2 separate regions of the Homo sapiens genome follow, and region 1 is linked to region 2. Evidence: chromatin loops called from intact Hi-C (ENCODE). Cell type or tissue: mammary epithelial cell. All regions are shown on one strand.

Region 1 (4,000 bases), 100 kb before region 2:
TAAAATAAGCATGTCTGGGCCAGGCGCAGTGGCTCACACCTGTAATCCCAGCACTTTAGGAGGCTCAGGTGGGAAGGTCACTTGAGGCCAGGAGTTAAGAGACCAGCCTGGGCCAGGCACGGTGGCTCACGCCTGTAATCCCAGCACTTTGGGAGGGCGAGACGGGCAGATGACCTGGGGTCAGGAGTTCAAGACCAGCCTGGCCAGCATAGTGAAACCCTGTCTTTACAAAAATACAAAAATTAGCCGGGCATGGTGGTGTGTGCCTGTAATCACAGCTACTCAGGAGCCTGAGGCGGGAGAATCACTTGAACCCGAAAGGCAGAGGTGGCAGTGAGCCAAGATCGCACCATTGCACTCCAGCCTGGGCAATAGAGCAAGACTCTGCCTTAAAAAAAAAAAAAAGAAAGAAAGAAAGAAAAAAGATACCAGTCTGGACAACACAGTGAGAACCCATCTCTACAAAAAAAAATCAAAAAAATAAAAAATTAGCCAGAAGTGGTGGTGGCGTGCCTGTGGTCCCAGCTACTTGGGAGGCTAAGGTGGGAGGATCACTTGAGCCCAAGAGATTAAAGCTGTAGTGAGCCATGATCATACCACTACACTCCAGCCTGGGCAACAGAGTATGACCTTGTCTCAAAATGTAAAAAAAAAAAAAAAAAAAAAATCTTAAATAAAATAAAACAAGCCTGTCTGGAGGAATTCAGGCAAGCCAGGTGCAGCCCTCATGGGGCTTAGCATCTCCCGGCTGCTGAAACCATTCAAGGCCAGCAGTTGATGGATCTTCAGGGAAAGCAAAGCCAGTCTGACACAGACGAGTAGAGCCAGCACCGTCAGGGACAAACATGGGTCCTCCGTCAGAGCAGTTTAAGGAGGCGGTCACAAATGCTGGGGCAGTCTAGGCTCAGGTTCCCTCCCAGGGATGGAGGAGGGAAGAGACAGCAAGGATGGATCTGGCGGCTCATGCCAAACATTGTACTGCTGCAAAGTCACCAGCCCCATCTTGCAAGGGCAGGAGGAAGCTTGCAAAGTAAGTCCCAGGGAGGGGTGGAAAGTTGCCCAAGACTGCCAGAGTGGGGCTGGTTGTGCACAGGCACAGGCAGAAGTCAGCTTTATGATGCGCTGTGGTTTAATCATCAGTTTACCTGCCTGTCTCTCCTACTAGGCTGTGAGGGAGGGCAGGGAAGAAGTCATAGCATAGTCACTGTGCACTTACTAGGTGCCTAACGTTCCACGTTTCTTATACCAAAGCTATCAGGGAAGTAGGGCCATCCCTATTTGAATAAGGGAACTGAGGCACAGAAAGGTTAAGCAACTGGCTCCAGGTCACACAGAGCTGGGGTACATACCTGGGTCTGTCCATCTCCTCCCAAGTCCATACACTGGGCCCACCTCATCGTCATGTTTGTCCCTAGCCTTCAATCACTTGTTGGCATGGAAGGACTCCTGCCCAAACAGTATCATCTGCCTCTCTCAATATCCCATTCACCATGTGGCTCAAAGACCACCACAACCTCCCGTGCCAGTTCCCACGGTGGCGCAGAGTGACTAGGCTCAAGCAGCTAAGTGGGCAGCTCAGGGCAGGGCAGGCACCCGAGGCCAATGAGGCAAGCAGGGTGCCAGCCCACTGCTGTGTCCAGGACAGGATCTGTCCCTGCTCTGCCAGCAGGGGACGCTGCCCCAACAAGCCTGCCAGGGGCCTGTTACCAAGGCCTGGGAACCCCTGGAGTGTCCTGCTTAGTAACTCTGGCTGGAAGAGGGGGTTGGTGGCCCTGCATGGGGCCCCTGGTGGCCTGGGCCTCCTGGTGGATGTGAGGCAACCTGGAGAGCCAGCACTGTGCATGCAAGGCTGGATTCTAGACAGGCTCCAGTTCAGATGAGTTCCCTAGGCGGCCCTGAGCCGTATCCTCTGGGGATCTAGCGACCTGGGCAGAACAGCTCCAATGACTTCCTCCTGCTATTAATCAGTGTGGGATGCAGCCCAGCAAAAGGCTAAAAGCACAGACTCCAGGGCAGGCAGCCGGACTTCAGATCTTAGCCCCCACTCACCAGGCAGGGGCGTGTACAGGTGACCTTACCCTTTCTGCCTCTTATTATGGGCTGCAGCAGCGGCTCCTCCCTCCTGACAGTAGGGGCGGATTATGGGAGGTGATGCATGCAAAGCGCTCAGCAAGGGGTGCTCCAGACTCAGCTGTGCCCACTCACCCATGCCAGCCAGGCCATGCCCAGGCTCCACAGAGCCCACATCCAGGACAGCCCCTGCCCACCCAAAGGCAGCACTAGAGCCAAGGAGAGCACATGCCTCCTCGCCACCATCCGAGGAAGTTAGTTAGCATCAGTGCTCTCACCCAGGATCAGAGTGGATGAAGGACTTCCCCAGGGTCCCACCACTGGCATCATGCTGGGGTGAGAAGTGTCCTGCACCCCCAGACCGCACCCGCACAGCCTCCCATCCTCAGAGAGGCCACCCCTCTCCCCAGCCCTCGTGGTCTTCTGCTGCCCCCCATCGCCTCTCCCTCTGTGCTGAGCTGAGCGGCATGCACCCTGCGCTTGGAAGCAGACGCCTTCCCAGAGACTCCAGAGCAGAGGCAGGGAGTGGGGGGCTCGGGGACCAGGATGACCTCAGCACCCACATCTAGGCCATGCCCAGGCCTCTGCCCCCTTCCCCAGCATCTTAGCTACCCCACTTGGAGGCCCTGGGGAGGATACGGGGGTTGAACAGCCCACTGGTCATGTTTTCGGAGGTGAAGACAATGACGTTGCCTTTGGCGTCTCCATAGCAGAACACACCTCTGTGATAGTCAGACCTGCAGAAAGATGGAGACGGAAGAGGTTGTGTGGGCTGGGCGCGGTGGCTCACACCTGTAAGACCAGCACTCTGGGAGGCCAAGGTAGGTTAATCACCTGAGGTCAGGAGTTCGAGACCAGCCTGGCCAACGTGGTGAAACCTCATCTCTACTAAAAATACAAAAATTAGCCAAGCGTGGTGGCGGGCACCAGTAATCCCAGCTACTCAGGAGGCTGAGGCAGGAGAATCACTTGAACCCGGCAGGTGGAGGCTGCAGTGAGCTAAGATGGCACCACTGCACTCCAGCCTGGGACACAGAGTGAGACTCTGAGTCATAAAAAAAAGAAAAAAAAAAAAAAAAGAGGCTGTGGAGCCTCCACTCCCTCCCTGGCCCCCCAACAGCTTCCCTCCTCCTTGGAAGCAAGGGCAGTTCCAACAACACTTTCCGGCCTTGCCCAGACACCTGAGGAGCCAACAAACACGGGCCCAGGAGACCAGGTCCAGCCCATCACTGAACCAGAATTCAACTTTTTTCTCAATCAAAATAAATGAATCCCTAGTCCTCCAGCTGCCCTTTGTTAAGTCACCCCTCGCAATAGACTGTGATGTCCCCAGAGTCCTCAGCCACAGCCAGACAAGCCTCTGCTGGGATTTGGTGGCTGTCTTGGGTGGGGGAGTGACAATGACTCCAAGCTCTGAGTGACCATGAGAGGTGACCCTGAGAGAGAAGCAGCCTGGTGGGGAGGAAGACACAGGGGCCTTGGAGCCAGTGGGGAGATATTTCCAGATCTTTCCAAGGAGGCTTTCTGGGGGCCCCAACCCTAGTCAGTGATGCGGCTGCTGCAGGAGGCCTGGGCCTCCTGGTTCATGTGAGGAACACCCAGTGGAGACTCACCAGTAGTCCATGACCAGAGCACAGCTGTCCAGATCAACAAAGGTGAAGGCCCGGACACATTTGTGGTCACTAATATCAAAGAAATCTGGGGGAAAGACAGAAGGCCACATAGAGCCCACAGCCATGCCTGGGAGGTCTTCAGTCACAGTGAGCAGCCTCATTGCTATCCCAAGGAATCTCTGGCCCCTTCAGCCCTTTTTCCCCCATGGCAACCACAGACAGCTGTTCACAGAGTAAACCCACCCACCGGGAACCCCACTGAAAATCCCCAAAGGCTTCCAACTGCAGCTGGAATAAAATCCCAGGCCAGGTGCAGT
Region 2 (4,000 bases):
TTGGCTTGTTGTCTCATGATAGGACTTGCCCATGCCCACACCCTGTAAACAGCAAATGGCTGTAATTTCAGAATCCAGGTCCTTTAACCAGTAGGCAACCCTGCCTTCCCTTCATATCACCAGGTCAGCATGGAGTTGCATCCCTGGCTGGGTAGATAGGACCTTTATAAAACCCACAAACAAGCATCCCTACCTAGCCAGATGGGGGAGTGAGTCTTGGGGAATAGGATTTCTAAACCGAAGCTCTTCCCCGGGTTCTCTGGGTCAGGGATGTGGTGTTTTCCTATTCAACATTGAGTAACTAGGGGTTAAGGAAGCAAGGGAGACTTCATCCTCACACATTCTGTATTCCATGAGGTATATTCTGATCAGAGTATCCAATCCAGTGGCAATCCCCAGCCAGGGCAAGCAGAGTATTTAGCCTGACAGTAGGCAAGTGACTAAAAGCTTGTTAGTTGCAGTTCTTCTTTGGGAAGGTTCATGATACCAGTAATCTTGGTTTTAGGTTATGGCTCTCCCGGCCAAAATGGCCCAGCTTCCCTTGTTCCTCACCATACCCTTCCTGTACCTTTCTCTTAAGGGGCACAATTGGCAACTCATTCCATAAACTAGCAACTAAGATGCAGGGTCCAGAAATAGGCCTTGGCCTGAGGTTAAGGAACAGAGCTCTGGGTTAAACCCTGACAGGGTGGATGAGCCAGGACAAGGCAGGCCTAGAGCCCTAGCCAGGGTGTGAGGGGGATGACTGGGAGGGAGAGAACGTTACCTTCCAGGCTGCTCTTGTTGTTGGCAACATCTGAAGCCATTTGTTCTATTGAGAAAAGAAGAAGGCATGAGATGAGGTCAGGGAGCCGGGTACAGATCAATTCCTGATCTGCAGCGTCCTCCTCCCATCTGTCCCATGATCCCAGGTACCCAACAATCACCTCGGCTCTGATCTTCATCCCCTCGGTCTTTGCCGTTGTTATAGCAATTTGTCTTGAGGCGCTTGGGTGCGGGGCAGTAGTCAGAGGTGGCTGAGTCGTCAGCTGTGCGTCTTCGAGTCTTGTTCTCTGTGAAAGGTAATTAGACTGCAGCCGTGGCTTGGTAGGAGGGTCCAGAGAGAATGCGGGCCCAGGACAAGACCATGCTATGCCTGGGTACCAGCTGCAATTGGGGCATGACAGGGGGTCCACACTGAATGTATATGGCCCCTTGATGGGCAACTCACAACAGGAGCTCATTCAAAACCCCTTGCACCCAGGATCCTTAACACATGTTTACAAGGTTTTAAATGGCTACAACTAGGATGTAAAAATGACTCAGCTCAGAGAGCAAAGCTCGATTCAAAGCTAAAAGCCTGGCATACCCATGTCTGTGATATCTGACATGCTGGGCAGTAGGCATAGGGGGTGGCTACTGAGAACTTGAAACTGTTGAGGAAATGAATTCTGCATTTAAGGTTAATTAAAACACTGACAAGTAAGTCAACTAACTGGCTCATTAAGACTAGCCTAGACATATGAGTCTGCTTTCTCAAATGCACGTTTTATGAATTTAGTTAATTTGTGTTTAACCATCTACATCTGTATTTAGTCAAGAATCTGTATATAGTTAATACAGATCAAGTATTTTCATTGCAAATTTAGCATCAAAATTGAGATCTGTAAAATATGTAATATGTAAAATATATAAAATAAGTGAAATTTTGAAACCAGCACTATAAATGTAGACTATCTCAGTTTTTATAATAGCTGGATATTAAAATGCTAACATCTTGGAAATTTAGCGCTAAAAAAATCATGATTTGTATTAATTTCACCTGTTCCTTTCTTGTTGCCCAGGCTGGAGGGCAATGACGTGGATCTTGGCTCACTGCAACCTCCGCCTCCTGGATTCAAGAAATTCTCCTGCCTCAGCCTGTTACAGGCATGCAGCACCACACCTGGCTAATTTTTGTATTTTAGTAGAGACGGGGTTTCATCATGCTGGCCAGGCTGGTGAACTCCCGACCACAAGGGATCTGCCTGCCTCAGCCTCCCAAAGTGCTGGGATTACAGGCATGAGCCACTGCACCTGGCCTCGTTTTTTTCTTTCTTTTTTGTTTCTGTTTTGGTTTTTTTTTTTTTTTTTTTTTTTGAGACAGGTTCTCAGTGTGTCACCCAGGCTGGAGTGCAGTGGCATGATCTTAGCAAACTGCAGCCTGACTTCCTGGGCTCAGGTGATCCTCCCACCTCAGCCTCCACAGGCACACACCACCTCACCCAGCTAATTTTGTATTTCTCTTAGAAACAGGGTTACATCCTGTTGCCCAGGCTGGTCTTGGAACTCCTGAGCTCAAGCAATCTGCCCACCTCAGCGTCCCAAAATGCTGGGAAATCCAAGAGATGGTTATTTGCATCCCAAAATGCTGGGATTATAAGCGTGAGCCACTGAGCCCAGCACTTTTTAATTTTACATAATATGGCTCCCATTCTATAAATGGGATTTTGTAAAACCCATTTGTATTTCTATTCCATCTACACAGAAAATCTTAATGGACATGGTTAAATTTGACTCTGACCCTAGGAAAGAAAATTGTACAGCCATTAAAAATCTTAAGGACCCTTTAGTGACAAAATGACATCAGACAGTGCTTACAGTATTAATATTAATAAAGGGGAAAGCAGGAATCCAACTAGTGTTCAGAAAAATCTGGAAGGATGTGCAACCCAACGTTAACCTGGAGGGTATTTGTGAGGGTGGGATGTGAGGGGAGAGTGGGGAGGGAGTTCAGATTGACTTTTCAAGAAATTTGATTCTTTTCCAGTGACCATTTTATATGCAAAGAAATCAGAAGAAAGTGCATAGAAAACAGGGCACAGTCAAAAGACAGGAAGGAAATACCGTATTTCCTTGATTCTAATTTCCTACTGCCTGCACGACGCACCTTCGACTTATTAACCACTTTTGAGGGGAAAACAAAACAAAACAGAAAAAACATTACATTAAATGTATGGACTGTTTTCTTTTTTGAGACAAGGTCTTGCTCTGTCACCCAGGCTTGAATGCAGTGGTGCGATCTCGGCGCACTGCAACCTCTGCCTCCTGGGCTCAAGCCAATTCTCCCACCTCAGCCTCCCGGGTAGCTGGGACCACAGGCACATGCCAAGCACACCAGGCTAATTTTTCTATTTTTCACCATGTTGTCCAGGTGATCGCCTCAAGTGATCCACTCGCCTCAGCCTCCCAGAGTGCTGCGATTACAGGCATGAGCCACTAGGCCTGGCCTTTAAATCTATGGATTGTAAGACAAGTCCTGGATTTCTAGAAACCAGAGTTATCTTATAATGGGAGAAATATGGTACTGGTCAAAATGTTAGCAGGTGGCATATTCTTCTTTAACACTTTCCAATTTTCTCAAATGAGCATAGCTTAACTATTTTTTCCTTTAATAAAAAAGGTGCTAGTCAACACTGCATCCTGACTTCAAGACAGATGTCAGATTCAATACAAATTATATGCACGTGACCATCAGCAAGAAAGTGGCCGGGGAAGCCAGATAGAGCTGGCACAGCCTTCGTATGCCTGCTCCTATTTTTCCAACATTCAGAGTTGAGACCAGCTGCTAGAAAGCTGGGTGGGGTGTGGGGCAGCAGGGGTGGCTGACTCTCCCAAGAAGTGGTCCCACCAGCAGAGGCAGCGGGTGCTGCCATGGGGACTCATTCCCACCTGGTTGCGTGTTGTTGGGTTTGAGGCCCTCGATCCCAGTGGGCTTGAAGCCCCCGTGGGCCCACTCCAACATGGGCTTCAGCTGGTCCTCCAATGAGTCTCCAGGGCTGCTGGGGAAGGTCTTGCCAGCTCGCACCCTAGCTTTCTGCAAAGGCAGAGTCTGTGATGAATGGGGGGGTGGGGAGGAGGTGCTCGCCAGGCCACACCCAGGGATTCCCCCAGCCAGGGCCTACATTCCCCTTCACACTGGGCCCTTTCATAGCCAGACAGCTGTCCTGGGCTGTGGTATGTGACAGAGGAAGGAGGGGCC

Evidence for each region. A loop is a pair of places that touch in the nucleus more often than their neighbours do. Peaks named below come from ENCODE experiments on the same cell type or tissue, not always from the same donor. Only the 100,000 strongest peaks of a DNase experiment are listed, where the experiment ranks them.
Region 1: it touches region 2 in a loop (12-fold over the local background); 36 of 110 quality-filtered maps call a loop at or near these places.

What each region holds. Positions count from the first base shown.
Region 1 is chr20:32,891,981-32,895,980 of GRCh38, reverse strand. It overlaps EFCAB8 (EF-hand calcium binding domain 8), which reads right to left. Exons shown (of 27, transcript NM_001143967.2): 8 at 3,684-3,768; 9 at 2,683-2,807. Among named protein-coding and RNA genes, the nearest start is that of EFCAB8, 35 kb to the right of the region's middle. RefSeq lists enhancers at 799-1,310, 1,311-1,822, 1,823-2,334, 2,335-2,847, 3,385-4,000. In mammary epithelial cell, a CTCF peak has its summit at 1,657 (motif pointing right); a DNase peak (open chromatin) is centred at 1,060.
Region 2 is chr20:32,792,461-32,796,460 of GRCh38, reverse strand. DNMT3B (DNA methyltransferase 3 beta) reads right to left here. Exons shown (of 23, transcript NM_006892.4): 9 at 3,691-3,835; 10 at 2,866-2,925; 11 at 927-1,052; 12 at 767-811. Among named protein-coding and RNA genes, the nearest start is that of MAPRE1, 25 kb to the left of the region's middle. In mammary epithelial cell, a CTCF peak has its summit at 1,898; DNase peaks (open chromatin) are centred at 1,950 and 3,960; H3K27ac peaks cover 1,190 bases.